3 separate regions of the Mus musculus genome follow, and regions 1 and 2 are each linked to region 3. Evidence: chromatin loops called from intact Hi-C (ENCODE). Cell type or tissue: heart. All regions are shown on one strand. Links, peaks and the distances in the headings refer to the core of each region. The heading gives the core; the rest is flanking DNA. Region 1 holds the start of Pms1 (PMS1 homolog 1, mismatch repair system component). Region 2 overlaps Nab1 (Ngfi-A binding protein 1). Region 3 holds the start of Hibch (3-hydroxyisobutyryl-Coenzyme A hydrolase).

Region 1 (6,262 bases), core at 872-5,871, 450 kb after region 3:
TCTAGCTGTCCTGGAACTCACTTTGTAGACCAGGCTGGCCTCGAACTCAGAAATCTGCCTGCCTCTGCCTCCCCAGTGCTGGGATAAAAGGTGTGCGCCACCACATCCGGCTCTCCCTTAGCCCTCTTAAGACAGCAATTTTCTCCTTTTCTGTGACCAAACTTGAGGAAGTACCTGTATCTAGTGTTACACATTCCCTTCCACCAAATCCTTTCTAAAACAGTTGCCAAACAGAACACACTGTACATACCTTTCCACAAGCCTGAGTTCAACAATCACCTCTGCAGAGGCTAATCCCTTTCCTTGGGACCTATGTTGATTTTTTTCTTTGTTTTGGTATTTAGAATCAAACCAAGGGTCACACAGGGCAAGCACTTTACTGTTGCTATGTCCCTAGTGAGGGACCATATCTATGTCCCTAGTGAGGGACCATTCTGTTCACTTCCCAGACAGTTGTATCCATCTGTCTCTGATGTCTTTGTGTTTTCTTGGTTTTCTTCCAAGGAATATGACCATCTCCCAACATAAATCTGTATGGCCACATGACAGGCATTTCTAACAATACTTGCCACTGCTCCCTCAGGTGAGTAGTTGTAAAATAGACCTTACCATCTTGCCTCCCTCATCCTTTCCACTTAGCCTTGCTGTCTCTAAATAATACATTAGTATTGGTGGTCACCACAGTCAGTCAAGAACTCCATTTTCCTTTGTTATTAACTCTTTTGGTAACCCCAGCACCCAGCTTCCTCTTAATCAATCAGTTACAATATCCGTCACAAGAATCCTTTCTGATTACCCACCAGAATAACCCTTCTCTCTCCCATACTCTTTAAGTACTTGTCTTGCATCATGCAGAGGATGTTTGTCAAAACCTTATCCTCAACTACATAGCTTTTTGAGTACAAGGAATCATACAGTATATCTCTGAATGAAAAAAAAAAAAAAGAAGCAAGTTCAGTATTTTATTCCTGGTAACCAGTCCATGATTAATGCAGGAACACTAAGAATAATTTTAAACTAAGTGCCTGCCCTCTCAGCAAATTGCCAGGGTCTCAAGTTCCACTATAGGTTTACTTTTAAACTGGCCTGTATATCATATCATCCCCCAGCCCAGTGGACCTCCTAACCTCCAATTCATCCCCTGTCTTAGTTAAAGTTTCTATTGCTTCCATGAAACACCATGACCAAAAAGAAAGTTGGGAGGAAAGGGTTTATTTGGCTCATACTTCTAGATCACAGTCCAACAGTCCATCACTGGACGTCAGCACAGGAACTTAAGGCGGGCAGGAACCTAGAGGTAGGAGCTGATGCAGAAGCCATGGAGGAGTGCTGCTTCCTGGCTTGCTTCCCCTAGCTTGCTCATCCTGTTTTCTTATAGAACTCAGGATCATCAGTCTAGGGATGATGATATTGGACAGCACCCACAGTGTGCTGGGCCCTCCCTCACTGATCACTAATTGAGAAAATGACTTACAACTGCATCCTATGGAGCCATTTTCTCAATTGAGGCTCTTTCCTCTGATGACTCTAGCTTGTGTCAAGTTGACACATGAAAACAGCCAGTACATCCTCTGATCTAGTGTACCTCCTATCAATTTCTGGATTCCAGGGTCTTATTTATCTTCCTTCTAAATATCATACTTAGATGACCTAAAAGACAAGATAAATATTATTCTATCTCAGAATCGCTTTTTCTCTATGATTTGCTTGGTAATAAAATTAATAGCCAACATAGGAACTTCATGTACTATCTTTTATATTCCTCTACACACATTACACATCTATTACAATGGAATGGAAAATCTTGTTAACTTGCAGAAGATTACCATATTTCTAAGACATATGCATATTTTGGCTCAGAAGGCCACACCTCAATACTTTCCAAGCAAGCAAGTTAGAAATCTCAACAATACTGTAAGAATTCCCACCATATACATGGCACCTGCTCCTTCCTGAGTTTCTTAGAGCATTCTTCCTAATACCACTTCTGGTCAGCCCCTTAGTATTTCTCCTCTGAACGACTCCAATAACTACCAAATTGATATATGGATTTAAATATTTGTAAGTTGTTTCTATAATTAAAGTATCTTTGCTATCCTACTTTAAATTTTTAAGATTTTTCAACTGCTAAGTATGTTAAGTCCAAATTCCCTACTACCCTATCTCTCTAATTTCATCCCATTTTCCAAATGTACACACAGTACTAATCTGGTCACACTACAATGTGGCTCTCTTTACCTAGATGTGGTAGGATTTCCTGGGCCACATGACATTTTTCTGGGATGTCTTGTGTCAGTTCCCAAAACTCTTTTTCCATATTCCAATCTCCCAAGAGATTAGGCATCCCTTCGTTTTTTTAATTCAAACTCATAAATGGCTATTTTATTTATCTGTCCCTTCCTCTCTGGCTCATATTGCTTTGAGGGCAGTGAATGTATATTGAAAACATATTCAGGAATGTGGCATATTATTAAGGGGTGTGCACTTAAAGACCTCCTCTGAAAAGCCAGAGGGTTGATGTTCCAGCACACAACACATGGAGTGTGGGAAAAGAATTCATACCTAGTGAGGACAATCCTACTGTTGGAACAGTCCTAGTGTTAGAAAAGAAGTCATGTTTACTGAAGCCAATCAACAGTCCTGGAAGTATGCTGTGATCAGAAAGAGAAACTGATCTACAAAAGCAAAAAGATTAGAGAGCTTGGATTTTAGGGAGAAAACAGCAAATTTTACAACAGAATAAATCCAACCCAACCATCACACAGAACCAACACAAATAAAAGATACCTACACACACACACACACACACACACACACACACACGCACGCAAGCATTCTGTCAACTTTAAAATGTTTTTCAGAGTTATTTCTGAAATAAAACTCACAAAGTTTTATAAATACAAATCACCAAGGTTAAAAAAAAAAAAGTACTTTCAAAGATGATTTAGAAAGAGAATGGATTAATCAAATCTTTTTTTCCTCCCCTTCCTCATAGAGATGAACTTCTGGTATTCACATCTCTTCAGGATGTACACTGTCTTCATTGGGAATAACCACAAATTAATACCTTTTTGTGTGAGACAACGCACAGTGCTACAAGCCGCTACACTCTCTAGCAAGACAAAACTTTCCCACCTTGAACCCCAAGGGTCTGAGCTCCAACTACTGCCGAGCCAGCCCAGAGGCTTGAAACGCGTGCGCGCGAGCCCCGCAAATCCGCACCTAGCCCCGGGAGGCGCCTTCAGCCTCCCCGAGCATCACCGGGCACGCTCGTTCGCGGTGACACTACCTTCTAGCGCGCATTCACCACCCACAGCGGCAAGCACTCAGCAAACCCTGAGTTGCACGGCCTACTTCGCTGGACGTCCTTCGGACCGAAGCACGGCTGCGCTCAGCAGGACCCGCGCTCGCGCTCCTCTAAGGCCCGCCCACAGCAGGAAGTGGGATTGGCGCGGCTGGCAGCCAATCGGCTGCTCGCTAGAGCAGCTTGGCAGCCTTCCGGAAGCGGTGGGGCGCACCAGTAGCTCTAGCCAGAGGACCTACTGTGGCTGCCGCGGGAATTGTCCTGTGACCAGCCAGGAGCTGGCGGCCGGTAAGCTCGAAGGCTTCCTAGAGCTGCGGCACGGCCCAGAAGGCCTGCGGCAGAGCAGGTTCCTGCTGCCTCCGGGGCTCGCGCTGTGCACCCTAGGTGTCCGCAGGTGGTCGGCGCGCCGCGGAAGTGCAGCCGCGACTGGGGCGGTGGGTGTGCGCGGGCGGGGAGGGCCGGGTAGCGAAGCCTTTGCGGCACAACCTGCTGAGAAAGGGTTTCTAATCTAGCATAGGTGGCAATGTGAGGCTCTTTCCAGCGGGTTTGGGTTTTTAATTTTTTACGTTGTGTGGGATGTTCGAACTATTAAGCTTTAAAAGTGCATTATAGGTACTTGGTTATTATAGAAGCAAAATTTACGCGAGACTCTCCCTTAGTGTAACTTTCATCACTGCCTGTTCCATACATCTTGAGAAGCCGAAAGAACATTACACTCCAGAAACACTTGCGTAGCCGGGTGAAATTCCTTTCTTCAAACACTGCAATAGAAAGGATTTTAGGTATCTTTGAATAGAAGCTGAAATGTATTCTAGCGCATTTCCTTCTCTCAGACAACACCCATTTCAGTTTGATTGTAACAAAGTAAACTCTTAGGCCCCCCCAAAACTGTATGCTCACGACAATTGAGTACTAATACTAGAAATACTAATACTTAGTGTTTCTTCCTGAACATAAAAGGAGTAAGCGGGTGGGTGGGGGCGCGCGGAGGTAAATAAATAAATAAGTAGAGAGTTTGGCTAAAGAAATATTGAGAAAGATTCATGACTTTAACCTAGTTGTGGTACAAATTTGAACCCCTAACCCTATAAATTTTTCATTTTACATCAACAGCTTGTTATTTCTAGGTTCACTATTCAAATGGGGGCACACAGCCAGGCATTAGTGGCTTATACACTTGTAATCCCTCTACTCTACAGGAGGATACCTGTGAAAATGAGGACAGCCTGACCAACCTATACAGTGAAACCTTGTTTCAAGAGAGAGGGAGATCAAAGCAAAATGCTTTTGACCTCTGACTATGGCTAAAATGTTCCATTACATGTTAGCATCTTGCCACTCAGACTGGTTGAGCCAGTTCTGTCCCCCCACCCCCACACACACACATCTTTTTAAAATACTATTTTATTGGTGATTATTATATTTGACAAAACTAGCTCCACAGAGAAATAAAAGTAGTATGCGGAAAGCTCATAAAAGAAAACAAAAAGATGACCTGAAAATACAAAATGGGCTAGACTGCCACGGGAAGGGGAGTGGAGAGAGCAGGAGAGGGGATACACTAGAAACATGGTATAGGCATATATTGAAACATCGCAGTGAAACTGCTAACTTGAACAATTATATATTTAGCTCCTGGCTCTCACTCTGCTTACATTTTACATATATGTAATTTTTTCTTTTTTTAAAGAATTTTGAAATAGGGTATTGCTATTCGGCTAGGCTGACCTCAGATTTTGGCAATCCTCTTGAATGCTGGGATTACAGAACTGAACCAACACACCTGGATCCAGTTTGAGCTTTCTTTCCTATTATTCCATCTAGTTAAATTGACAGGCTAGAAAACAAGCTTTGGAAAAAGAAGCCATACAAATAAGCTTTGTCTACCTAACAGTAGTGACAGCCGGCACTGATAGTTTATTGCTTGCGCTGACCTCTGTAGAAGGCAGATTTTGGGGGTCTGTGTGTTCAGAGTGAGAAGGGGAGAAAATTGAAGTAACATTTTGTCATGTCAGAATGTGGGTGTTTAGGTTTCCAGCTATGGCACTGTTGATTTCTTTCTTTCCTGCAGAGCAAACATGAATGTTGGAGTTGCCCACAGTGAGGTAAACCCCAATACTCGTGTAATGAACAGCCGTGGTATGTGGCTGACATATGCGTTGGGAGTTGGCCTGCTTCATATTGTATTACTCAGCATCCCCTTCTGCAGTGTTCCTGTTGCCTGGACCTTAACCAACATAATACATAATCTGGTAAGAACTCCATCTTCTTTTCAGTATGGAGAGCTCTAAGATTGTCTGTCAGGGAGTTAAGGAGAAGGAAGCAGTGAGACACCATTGACTGAGTACAGAGCTTCAGTTTGGAAAGATGAGAAAAGTGGAGATAAGTTACTGGTGGTTCCTAACAGCACAAAGGTATTTAACACATTGTCAATCAAACCTATAACGTTAGTGGTGTTTGGACAGCACGCTGCTCTTCAGTTCTGAGGAAGGTGGATCTCTGTAAGTTCAAGGACAGCTCGGTCTACATAACAAGGTCTACGTGGTCAGGAAAAGGAAGACTGCACAGAGAGGCCCTGCCTTAGAGACAAAGAGGAGGTGAATATCTCACCATGATGCCCAGGATGGCTTTGAAATCCTTGGCTCAAGTAACCATCCCCTCTCATCTTCCCAAGTAAGTGGGACTAAAGGTGCACACCCACAGTACTTGGTGCATAGTTTGAATAGTGGTTTCTAGAAATGCTTGACTAGAAACCTAGTCACCTCCTTTTGACCAGAACTCTTATTTTGGCTTCTGTGGGATCACTTTGTCCTAGGTATACCTCTGGTTGTCTTCTCTTTTTCCTCCTGTCCAGTCTTCCTTTTATCTGCCCTTTAATATTAGTAATCTCTTCTGGTCCTTTTCTCTGATTCTCTTTATGCTGTATATTCTATCCAGATCATTCCACCTACCTGTATT
Region 2 (6,262 bases), core at 635-5,634, 350 kb before region 3:
AAAACATTTCTAGTCAAAATAACACTTCTTTTAGAAACTTGATAAATGTACCAAGAATTTTATTTGGAAGAAAAATGTATAAGATTAACAAAACCATAAAAAGAAAACCAAAACAAAGAAAACCAGAAAAGCAAGAATAATAAAGAAATATGTGTTTTTCTGTGCAACAGACTGCACTGTACTGTAAAGGAACTCAGTTGAATTGAGTCTATCCGAGTGAGGGATATAAAGGTCAACTGAACCTTGCAGGATCAGATGAACAGATAAGACTGAGTAAAACCAAACTCACATGTGATAAACCAGTCAACTGTCAAAGGAAGGACGACTACGGGGGAAACAGTATTCTATAAGACAAAGGGCTTGCGTCCATAAAATAGAAGGAGTTCTTGTTTTACTTGTTTTTGGTTTTTGTTTTGTTGTTGCTTTGTTTTCTTTGGTTTGAGACAGAAAGGGTCTGACTATCAAACTCACAGAGATCTGCCTGCCTCTGCCTCCTGAGTGCTGGGATTATGCCCAGAACCAGTCAATTTTTCAAAAGACAACTGAACTACTAAAATAGTTCTATGGACAAAAAACCTGATCATGTGTTATAGGAAAAGAAACTCATCCTCACAAGGAAAAGCAAACCTGAGTCTCAGTTTCCATCCACTGAGACTGGTAGAGATTAAAGTGTAAAATGCATTACTAGCAAGTGTGGATAAACAGACATTTGCATAGCAATGATGGGGGCATGGTTCTAGCTTTTTAGAATTCGAGTTGGAAGCAATTAGCAGTGGACTGAAATATTACATCTGCATAGTCCTTGATCCCATAATTTACATGTTGGCATATATTCTGCAGAAGAATATGCACAAGACTATAAAAGGGTATGTATGATTGGGGCTGGCTCAATAGTTAGAAGAGCATAGTGTTCTTGCAGAGGACCCTTGTTCGATCTTCCCGCTGCCTAGAACCCCAGCTCCATGAGGTCTGACACCTGTGCCCTCTACAGGTACGAACATACCTACACAGTAGAGCCACAGACGTAATTATAAAACAACAAAAAATGTTAAGGGTGTTATAATATTCACACACTAGTGCACAAGCTTTTTAAACTGGGAACAATCTAAACAGCATTGGAAAGAGTTATGATGAATAACGGCCCATAAGGCCGTGCACAGATGAACCAGGCAGCTCCCTGGGGCAGCATGGCGTTTCACCACCAACAAAGGGATCTGGAGAACAGTTTGTGAAACATGAACTCAGGTTTGTCCATGTAAAGATAAGTCTGTGAAAGTTTACAAGTCAGTAATTTACATCTTTTTATGTCAGAATACCTTCACAGTGAATATATATTCCTTTCCATATTAAAGCACAAGACTGGGGAGAGAAACATTATGTTGAATGAAATACTATAGTCAACCTAATATTTTTTCTGAAGGTTTTCTCCTTTCTTCTAAAGGGTATGTGGTTATTTTAAAAATCTCATTATGAAAGTCTTTTTCACTTCTGAAAATGAATCAGTTTCTACGCACTCACTGGACACATTAGACTCTAGGAAGAAAAAAAAAAGACATTATCCAGCAAAGGACAGACCAGGATGCAATACATTACAACAAAGTGTTCTAGAGCTACTGAGGCAGGAGGAGATACATGATGAAAAGGGAAAAAGGAGATAGATGTGACGTCCTACTTTGAGGAAAAGATCACAGCAAAGACAAGCTTCTATCTGCATTGAATAATCAGGACAGGTGCCACACAGACAAACAAGAAAAAACAAGAAAGCGCAAAGATGTATGCACATACTCAAATGATGTGTGCTTGGGGTGGGGTGGGGCGTGAGTGAGTGAGTGAGTGTGTGTGTGTGTGTATATGTATGTTCACGAGTGTGTGCGCTTAAGCAGAACACTCTGGATAAAGTGCTGTGGAGATGAAACAATGAGCCCTTTGTATGCTAATCATTTAGCTAAAACAAGAGTCAAAGCTACACTCTCAATTCCAACCTTCATCTAACACAACTTTGTTATTCACACTAGCTGGAAATTGCCTTATGTTCTGGTCATTTTATGGTTTGCTTTTTTTCTTTTTTTTAAATAAAGGTTAATAAGAAAGTTTTTAAAATGAAGATCCACTCTTAAAATCCGTTTATTTCTTAACTAAGAAACAAATCACATTGCAAACACAAAAGGTATGCTTCACTGCTTGAATTCTGGCCTGTTTCTAAAACCTACCTTATACTGTAGTTTTAAAACTCAAATGTGTTTGAGTTCAACAGAAGGCAGCCCTAGGGCAATAAACAGCCTCTGCTCAGAACAGAGCTGTTACACTTCAGCATTCTCAGGGCTGCTCTAGTAGTGTTCCTCCCTGAAACTCATTAACCAGCACCCTGCAGTGGACAGCAGCAAACACAAGTATGCACTCCAACACCACACACACACACACACACACACACACACCACAAACACTATCTCCCACCCTGACCACACCCCCCTATACACACACACACACACACACACACACACACACACACACACACACAGGGACACATACACCAGGCTCCTTACTTACCTCATGCAATGTAAGGTGTTTGCCATCCTTTCTTTTGGAGTCAAATCGCCCATAGATGGCGCTGTACTTTCTAATCTCCTCCTCTTTGTGTGGGTCTTCGTCACTCATCTCAAATATGTGACCGATCATTTTGGCCAACTTCTTATTGTTCTTCAGCAGCTCCTTCACTTCACTCAAGTCACTTTTGGGCAGTGTGGGGGCCATCCGCTCCACACACTCGGCCACAGAGAGTGCAGCTGCAGCATCCAGGGCTTCGCTGCTTTCCTTTGGAGAGGCCGGGGAGCCCAGGTCTGCTGGGGAGAGACTATGCTCGCTTTCAGTGGCATGATGTCCTTGCCAGAGTCTGGAATCGCTGACACTCTGCAGTGCTAAACTTCCCACTTCTGACTTGCCCTGACCCAAGCTCTGCACACAGGTGGTGGCGGCACATTTAGGGATTTTTAAATGTGGCTCTCGGGAGCTGCTACTCCTTTCATAACTATTGCAGGATATCCCCAGCCATGTTGGCGATCCCTCTGGTAATTTATAGATGGGTATGCTACTGACAGGAAGTGAAGTCAATGGCTGATTGAAAAGGCCAGGATTTGTAACCCAGTCTCTCAAAGCCTTCTGAAGCCTTCTAACGTGAAGGGGCTTGCTTGCCATGCCCACAAGTGCCATTATTTCCAAAAATTCCTCTTCTCCAGCTTCACACAGTTGCTGGACATCATCACCACCTTGTTGGATAAAGGCATCAAAGTAAGAAAGCAGGTTGGCTTTTTGCAATATTCTATACAGCTGCAGCTCCCCCAGGGTCCTAGGTAAGGCTGTGGCCATTACTGTGGATGGGCTTAACCTACAAAAAGAAGGAAAGACTCATCACATGTTCTTCAACCTTTTTAAATGGCTTGCAACATTGTATTATTTTGATAGCAACATCTCATTATTTAGAAAGCAACATGGGCAAAACAAGACACAAAGTATCTGCAAAGCAACTGGTAGTTCAAGATGCACCCCCCAACACACATACTTTATCCAGCTCTATTCTTCATAACTCAGAAAATCGGTTGCTAAACTGACCTACATTTTCAAAGGAAAACAGCTATTAAACACAAACTAGGAACTCAGACCAACGCTCAAAAAGGGTTTATCCCATATTTTCATCTTTGCATTTTCTTCCCTTCAGGGTATGGACATGATGGCGAAGATGAATTTTTATTCACCAGCAGGAAGTTAAGACACATCACCATTCACTGAACTGTTATTTTGTAACAGGCAACATAATGAATACTACTAGTATGCCTAATCTTCCTGTAAACCCTCCAAGACAGAGTTATTTATAAATCTAGCCAGTGAAAGATTCCAATGTAAACTGAAGATAAGAAAACAGGTGTTCTACTAGAGCTGGGTGGGTAAAGGAATGAGGGAGAAACGGTGATCATTTAGGCATGTAGGATACAGAAGAGGCAGGGTTATCACTTATCAACACTCCCATGAGCTCAGAAATGAGTGCTGGCCAAGAACTTCCATTAAGCAAAGCAACCTTGTAAGCAATGCACCCATGGATTAAAATGAGACAACCACAGAAGCGCAACACATGAACACCATGGAGGCAAACGGAAGACCAACTCTGCTGGCCTGGAGGAAGCTGAGTGGAGACAACAGAAGCAGAGATACTAGGAGTACACTGGAAAACAGAAAGTTACCGTGCCTGGACTTGTTTTGAAAGCCACCAACTAGAATGCTACAAAAATCACAATCTCGGCCACTCCACTACAGAGTCTATCACTCTAAGCACTAATGTAGTCCTATCTCCCAAGACCTTTCAATTATCCACATTTTGATCAACTACCAACCTTCTCCAACTTCCAATAGAGGCAATGGCTCTCTGTTTACATGGACTAGCACAGGCATAGATTAAAATATATATAGAGAGAGTGCCCAATTGCTTCTGCTAACACCTGGGGAAAAACCACCTGGTGTGCCTTTGAAAACCACTTTCCTGAGACCCTCAGTTCCTGTGTGAGATTTTTGATTTGGCAAATGAGGCAAACTGTACAAGAAGATTCTCACTCTATACATCGAGGCAACAAAACCTGCATGCTCTGTGAGCGTCTCAAGACTTCGGGTCTACTGACACAGTCGCTCCATCTCAGTCCCCTGAGTAAAAGCCATCTAAATCGCCTCAGTGAGGACGACCTAGGTTGTATCTATCACCTAACCGGACTAGGCCCCAAAACATAGCCTTGAGAAGTAGACCAAGTTTAACTGTATATTAAAGACCATCAGAAGGACTTCTGAAGTGTCTAGATAGAAGCAAAGAAGCTTACTTTCTCATCATTCGCCTGGGTAGCTGCTCTATGTACTTTTCACACTAGAACAGAAAAAAATCCACACACATAAAAGCATGTATATACACAGTCCTTTCCATAAGAGGACCGTGGTTTTATAAAGTTTACTGAGTGATAAACTAATTTACCATATTTGTTTCCCTGATTATGGAATATAGGAAACAGTTCAAGACTTAGATTAACAGAATCTTTCAGTCATTTTATATCAATGGGTGAAAAAAGAGGGAGTATTTACTAGACAAATAAAAAATATAAAAAAATCTTAGGACCCCAAAGACTCAAACTTAGATTGTAGTTTTCTAGGGTAAGGCAATGGGCTTAGAAAACAGCAGTTTCCAAGTCTTCTCCTTTCTCATATGCGTTACCAAGCCTCCTAGTTCTTGACAGAGACCTCGTGGACTGGTAAGGAAGCTAACAATGTAAAGGATGAAGGGAACAACAGTACATTTCCAAAGTCAGAATAGCACACGAAAGACAGACGCGCTAAGGAATCCCAAGAGCCTTTCTCAAGATTGACCCTCACAGCTGGGCAAGGAGGTTTCTCCCCAAGCTTCCCCCTAGAAGACTGTGTGAACTTCCTTCAAATCCTGCTAGGATATTTTTAATACCCACCACTTCATCCCTTAACTTGATTTGACTTAAAACTTCTGAGATTTTCTGTTTCACAAAAATCTGAAACTATTCATGCTTCAATATGAGGGTTAAATTAGCCGGAAACAGCCTCTACCTGTATCTCTCTGAATTGGGAACCAAAGGGCCCTAATACACCATTGTACGCCAGGAATTGACGATACAATAAATCCACTCAGCTAAAAGGTACTGCACCCGGCTGTTCCGAGACACCTAGGAGCAGCGCCTCCTCTCTGGCCTTTTCATAAAACCCATGATTTAAAAGAAACCATTGACTCATTCACTTGTGCTGCTTCCTAAAGATAACAAAGCATACAACCCCTACCAACTTAGTCAGTGAGAAGGACCACAGCCCTAAAAAGACGAATTTTGAAAGCAGAAAGAAATTCATTCAGAATTTGTTTTCGACTGCTGGTTGCTAACTAGATGGTAACCCTGAGTTTCTAAACCTTACCGGTTTCTCCCCGTGGGCCCACATAGTGCCGCTCACCTGCCTAGCTCAGCCTGTGCCATGTGAAGCTGAGCAGAAAAAGTCACTGCTCAAGGCTTACTTTGCTAGGGAATAGAATTTTCTGGGTGTGGGGCTGAAGATTCAGGGTAAGACAGAGAGAGGCCTTTCGTGGTCTCCAAGAAAAAGAGGAGCTTTTCCATCAAGCCTGCTGTGTCAGGACCCACTGCGATATCCAAAATCTCCAGGGACTACTAGGTTTTCACCAGTCTCTCTGTCACTCCCTCAAGTGTTTCCATTCGACTCT
Region 3 (6,262 bases), core at 770-5,769:
GAAGTGCTAATATATGCAGCAATGTGAATGAATCTTGAAAAATGCTATGTGGAGTAAAAAAAAAAGCTAATTGCAAAGGCCCACATATCGATTATACACTATGTGCCCATGGCAGTCATATGGGCCATCAAGCAGAATTCCTCGGTGGTCTCTGCTTCCTTTGAAGTCACGGCAGGAATTATTCATAAACTGTAAGCTGAAGTAAACCCTTTCCTCCCCAAGTTGCTTTTGGTCACAGTCTATCACAGCAATAGAAAGTAAGCTAGGTTAGATATGGTGTCCTTGTCTAATAATGAGAATATTATACAATCAGTAGTAATGCTGAGTGTTGGACTGATTTCTTAATGTACAAAGTGAAACGACATGATCCTTTCCTAGGAAATTATTAGAGGCTTTCAAGATAGTTCACTGGGTAAAGGCACACAACTGAGTAAAGCCCGACAACTTGAGTTCATCCCTGAGACTCAAATGGTGGGAGGAGAGAGTCAATTCCTGCAAGTTGTTCTCTGACCTCTCCATATAAACCATTGGACTTGAATGTGTATAGATACACACAATAAAATAAGTAAAGAAATAAATAAATAAGGAAAAGTTTCAATGGCAGAGAATTAAGTCAAAATAGGGCCCCTCTAAGCATGAAGACTGCGAAGCACAGACCCCTTTCACATGAAGTCAGGAAAAAGATGGTTTGGCTCTAGCTACAATATAAAAGTTCATCTTTCCAGTAACATATGCTGCTGCATAGGCTAACAGATTCATTCCTTCCCTGAGTGAATAGGACACGATGCCTTTTGACTGTGAAGCCAAATGGCAACCACTTGTACCTATTCGAGGACTAACTGCAGGTCAGGAATTCTTTGTGTCTTCCACTTGTATGGTGTCTGTTGGCTTCCTCTGTTCTCTAGCCACTATTATATTTGGTCCAGGACAGAAAGATCATTTCTGATCAAGTATCTTACAATATGCCAAAGACTAAGAATAACTTCTTTAAGGTCAGGGTATACTTCAGTGGATGACAAACACCCCTTTAATTTTTCACTCTGAAACTCTTCTCAGATTCCCTCATTTACTATTAATATGCCAACACGTTTTTGTTGATGTGCTTACAGCTAGACATCTGTATGAATCTAGAAGAAACTCAAGAGTAGTGGGTGTCTTGGTTAGGGTTTTACTGCTGTGATTAGACACTATGACCAAGGCAACTCTTATAAAGACAGCATTCAATTGGGGATGACTTACAGGTTCAGAGGTTCAGGCCACTATCATCAAGGTGGGAGTATGTCAACGTCCAGGCAGGCATGGTGCAGGAGAAGCTGAAAGTTCAATACCTTGTTTGGAAGACTGGCTTCCAAGCAGCTAGGACAAGGGTCTTAAAGCCCAGCCCACAATGACACAGTTCCTCTAACAAGGCTACACCTACTCCAACAAGGCCACACGTCCAAATAGTGCCACTCCTTTGGGCCAAGTATGTTCAAATCACCACAGTGGACAGTTAAATATGGGGTTTATTTAATAAGCTGCTTTCCAGAACAGGTATGTTTTCACTGATATTTCTAGTTTGTGAGCATTCTCTTAATCAGATATTTTGTCTCAGAGGAAGACTGAGGGATCTGTAACTTTTCTGAAGATAATTAGCAATGTTTCGAAGCAAGTTCAGCTATGTAGAGTACTAAACTCTGGTCTTTCCTCAATGTCAAATGCATCTCATATGTTTCTGACTCAAAGAACATTTAATTTACTTAGTTTTCCTAGACAGGGTCTTGCTGTGTAGCCCAGGTGACCATTCTGTTTCAGGTTTCTGAGTGCTGGAATTATAGGTGTGTGTCATCGGGTCTGGTTTAAATTTACCTTTTCATTAAAAAATTATTAAAATTACACAGCCAGGCATGGTGGCACATGCCTTTCATCCCAGCACTCGGGAGGCAGAGGCAGGTGGATTTCTGAGTTCGAGACCAGCCTGGTCTACAAAGTGAGCTCCAGGACAGCCAGGTCTATACAGAGAAACCCTGTCTCAAAAAACCAAAAAAAAAAAAAAAATTACACAAACTCCTTCAGATCAATTAATACCTGCTGATTAAACTTAAAAGCCAAACATAGATAATCAACTGGGCATTTCAAGACAGCCTAGTCTAGGGAGCAAACTCCTTTCCTTTCCATTTTTTAAAGTAAAAACCACTACCGTATTTATTGTTTCTCAATATTACAAAGAAAAGGCAATGCAATCTTTTTACATTAAATGTGGTAGTAAAAAAATTATATTTAAAGGTTTTTGAAATTTCTTATTAGATATTTTCTTTATTTACATTTCAAATGTTATCCCCTCTCTTCCTTTCCTTCTCCTATGGAAACCTCCTATCCCCTCCCCCTTCCCCCTGCTTCTGTGACAATGCTCCCCCAACCAACCAACCCCCCTCTCTGGCTTCCCCATCCTGGCATTCCCCTACACTGGGGCATCCAGCCTTCACAGGACCAAGGGCCTCTCCTCCCATTGATGCCTGACAAGGCCATCATCTGCTACATATGCACCTGGAGCCATGGGTCCCTCCATGTGTACTCTTTGGTTGGTGGTTTAGTCCCTGGGAGCTCTGGGGGTTCTGGTTGGTTGATATTGTTGTTTGTCCTATGGAGTTGCAAACCAATTCAGCTCCTTCATTCCTTTCTTTAACTCCTCCATTGGAGACCCTGTGCTCAGTCCAATAGTTGACTGTGAGCATCCACCTCTTTGTCAGGCTCTGACAGAGCCTCTCTGGAGATAGCTGTATCAGGCGCCTGTCAGCAAGCACTTGTTGGCACCTACAATAAAAAGTCTCTGGGTTTGGTGACTATATATGGAATGGATCCCCAGGTGGGGCATTCTCTGGATGGCCTTGCCTTCAGTCTCTGCTCCACACTTGCCTCTGTATTTCCTCCTGTGGGTATTTTATTTCCTCTTCTAAGAAGGACCAAAGCACCCACACTTTGGTCTTCCTTCTTCTTGAGCTTCTTGTGGTCGGTGAATTGTATCTTGCCGAGCCTTTGGGCTCATATCCATACTGTGTGTTCTTTTGTGATTGGGTCACCTTACTCAGGATTGATACTTTCTAGTTCCATCCATTTGCCTAAGAATTTCATGAAGTCATTGTTTTTAATGGCGGAGTAGTACTCCATTGTGTAAATGTACTACATTTTCTATCTCCATTCCTCTGTTGAAGGACATCTGGCTTCTTTCCAGCTTCTGGCTATTATAAATAAGTTTTTCTACTTTTCTCTTTGCTTTGGTTACTCACCTCTCAGCTTTCGTCTTGGCTCCTCCTCTTCCTCCTCCCCTCACTAGTTAACGCCCCTAGCCAGGACCCGCCCCACCTTTACCCGGCCTGGCCCTGTCTAGTGTGGCCCTGCCCACTGCTCTTGCTGGTTTCCTAACTGCTCCTGTTTTGCCCCGCCCCGCCCCGCCCGGCCGGGCCCGTGAGCGTAGCGCAGCGGAAGTGTAGGCGTTGGGCCGCTCTGGCCCACCGGAGGACTTGTCATCAGTGACCCCGGCTCTCCTCTGCTCTCATCGGCTGTGGGCGGGGCTGTGGGCGGGTCTAACTACCAGAGCCGGTGGAACCACTACACTCTGCTTCTTCTGCTCTTGGGTTTTTAGGCCATGGGGCAGCCATATGCGTGGCGGCTCCTGTCGAGGTGAGTTGGTGAGCAAGGCAGAGCTAAGGGCCGGCTTGGGGGAAAAGGCTCACAAGTGTCCCCGCAGGTCTCGCAGATCTAGTCGCCTTTGTATGGCAGCCTCTGCTTTGCTGCCCCGCGGCGACCTCAGCGGCGATCGCAACGACATGCGTCCTCTGACTTTGCTCTTTTTCTTGCAACAGCACCTTCATTTTCCGTCCTCTAGCATCTGTTAGGCCTTGACGTCCCACAACTTTCTCCCCCCTCCGTTTGTCTCCTATTTATTTTCTTTCTTGGAACTGGGCGCTGTGTGGGGACGTGCCACCTGATTTACTGTGTAGGGTATTTTCTTAAGTCACACAGAAATGACAGGTTGTGTACCTGGGCTCCGGGTAAGGAACTTGATTATTTCAGCTAGCAGTAGTAGCAGCGCAGGCAATTGGAACTCACAGAATAATGTTGTGACCATTTAGCGTGGCTTGACCGGAGCAGTGCAGATATTAACTTTCTAAGAGTGTCTCTCACTGCAATCGGACCTTGGCAGAAGGAAATGTGGTAGCACCCATTTTAGGAGCTTTGGCTAGTGTAATTCCTTTTCCCCAGTACCATACGCAAAAACTTCAATTTCCCCCCTGTGGAACTCTTCACTGAAGTACTTTTGGGCGATGAAATGTGTGCTGTTAGACATCTGTGCAGTCTAGGAGCATCTCAGACGTGGAACGCACCCTTGTTCCGTCTGCACGTTTCTTATGCCTTACAGTCTGTTGTGGAAGGTTCCTGCAAAGGCATAGAATGTTTCTTAGTTCTAAATGAGTAGTTACCAGTGGAGTTAGGGAGATGGTTCCGCGGTTTTAAGAGCCTATACTGCTCTTAAAGGACTGGCTAAGAGGACAAAGTTCTGCTTCCCGTGTGGCTCATAACTACCTTTAACTCCGTCTCCAAGGAATCTGATAGTTTCTTCTGGATCCATTGGACACTTGTACTTACATGGGCATACATATATACATAGTTAAAAACACATCTTAAGCCGCGCATGGTGGCGCACGCCTTGAATCCCAGTACTTGGGAGATAGAGGCAGGGATTTCTAAGTTCAAGGCCAGCCTGGTCTATAGAGTGAGTTCCAGGATAGCCAAGGCTACACAGAGAAGTCCTGTCTCAAAAAACAGAACAAAACAAAACATCTTAAAAAGAATAGTGCCTTTTTAGCAGAAAGCACCAACGATACTCAGGTATTTTTGTTACATGTAGAAGTTGCCTTGCTTCTCTTTTTTCTTTTGTGGTGAATAATAGCATCTGCTCACATAATCATTGTTGTTGCTTCTTGATGATGGCAAATTCTAAATTATTTGGGAACAATAATTTAGAGGCATGTATATTAACAAAGTTAACTTCATCTAGAAAGATTCTGTCATTACTGTGGTTCAGCTTGTCCCTATTTCACTCCACATTTCAACATGTAAAGTGCCAGGACCAAATTGGACAGTACTGATCTGAGGTCTCCCTTTCCTAGATCCAGTCCTGGGATAGCAAAAGGGATTGGAGACAAGGTCATGCAGTCAAGAGGAGCGGATTCCACAAACCTGGAGGGAGATCCGGAGAGTTTCTGGAAGGAAAGGGGCGGGTGTGCCTTGGTTGATGTGATTGGCTAATGCCATTGAACTTAGCCTTCCTTTGCTCCTCTGGTGCTGTCCTGTGTTCCTAACATTGCAGTGCCAGTTTAGCAGTTGGGTGGTTTTCTCTGTCTCAACAGCATTTCTTTAAGAAGAGAACTTTCAAATGTATTGTATAGTTGATTATTCTGAGTCCTATGCCGAATGCTTCAATTGTACTTCAAATGCAATTGAATTCAATTATATGTCAGCTAGATCTCTAAATGATCTCTATCACTCATTTTTGTCTTTTGTTGGATACTAAGCTATGAGTTTCATTGTGGCAGTTCTGTACACACTGTTTCTGTGTTTCTGTTGTTGGTTCTATCCCCACTCTCCTCCCCTGGCTGTCAGTGTGCTGGTCAGCCCTCCTCCTCTACTCCCTAGCTCTTCTGCTTCATGGCACTTTGGTCTTTTACTCTCATTCCCTCCCTACCATCCTGTAGCCTTCCCTTAAGAGATCCTTTTCTGCTCTCATGGTCCTGTTTTAGTTTAATGACCTACACTTACCATCAATCTCTCTCTCTCTCTCTCTCTCTCTCTCTCTCTCTCTCTCTCTCTCTCTCTCTCTCTCTAGCATCCACAGACATGCTGTATTTGTCTGAGCCTGGGATACATTGCTTAACATAGTGTGCTGACTAGCTTTCATGCCAACTTGATACTAGCTGGAATCATCTTAGAGGAGGGAATTTCAGTTCAGAAAATGCCTCCATCTGAGGGGGCTTTAGGTAATCCTGTAGGGCATTTTCTTAACTAGTGATTTACGTGGGAGGGCCTGGCTCTTTATGGATGGTGACATCCCTGTCCAGGTGGTCTGGGGTGTTAGAAGAAAGCATGCTTGTCATGAATATGCCATGACAAGCCCATAAGCAGCACTCCTACCTGGCCTGTTCATCAGCTCTTGCCTCCAGGTTCCTGTCCAGTTTGAGTTCCTACTCTGTCTTTGTCTTCCTTCAGTGATAGGAAAGTGTAA

What was found. Hi-C counts contacts between places; a loop is a spot of excess contacts. Peaks named below come from ENCODE experiments on the same cell type or tissue, not always from the same donor. Only the 100,000 strongest peaks of a DNase experiment are listed, where the experiment ranks them.
Region 1: a loop joins it to region 3, with 2.2 times the contacts of the local background. A loop is called at or near these places in 3 of 42 quality-filtered maps.
Region 2: a loop joins it to region 3, with 2.1 times the contacts of the local background. A loop is called at or near these places in 3 of 42 quality-filtered maps.

The regions. Positions count from the first base shown.
Region 1 is chr1:53,293,597-53,299,858 of GRCm38, forward strand. It overlaps Pms1 (PMS1 homolog 1, mismatch repair system component), which reads right to left and starts at 3,432. Exons shown (of 13, transcript NM_153556.2): 1 at 3,290-3,432. It overlaps Ormdl1 (ORM1-like 1 (S. cerevisiae)), which reads left to right and starts at 3,499. Exons shown (of 4, transcript NM_145517.4): 1 at 3,499-3,592; 2 at 5,376-5,556. The coding sequence starts at 5,383. In heart, for the core only: a CTCF peak has its summit at 3,545; a DNase peak (open chromatin) is centred at 3,455; H3K4me3 peaks cover 2,136 bases; H3K27ac peaks cover 1,367 bases.
Region 2 is chr1:52,487,374-52,493,635 of GRCm38, forward strand. Nab1 (Ngfi-A binding protein 1) reads right to left here. Exons shown (of 8, transcript NM_008667.3): 2 at 2,548-3,382. The coding sequence starts at 3,363. Among named protein-coding and RNA genes, the nearest start is that of Nab1, 9.9 kb to the right of the region's middle. In heart, for the core only: a CTCF peak has its summit at 2,620; no DNase peak of the experiment used is centred there.
Region 3 is chr1:52,841,485-52,847,746 of GRCm38, forward strand. It overlaps Hibch (3-hydroxyisobutyryl-Coenzyme A hydrolase), which reads left to right and starts at 3,554. Exons shown (of 14, transcript NM_146108.2): 1 at 3,554-3,660. The coding sequence starts at 3,626. In heart, for the core only: a CTCF peak has its summit at 3,774; a DNase peak (open chromatin) is centred at 3,447; H3K4me3 peaks cover 1,850 bases; H3K27ac peaks cover 1,857 bases.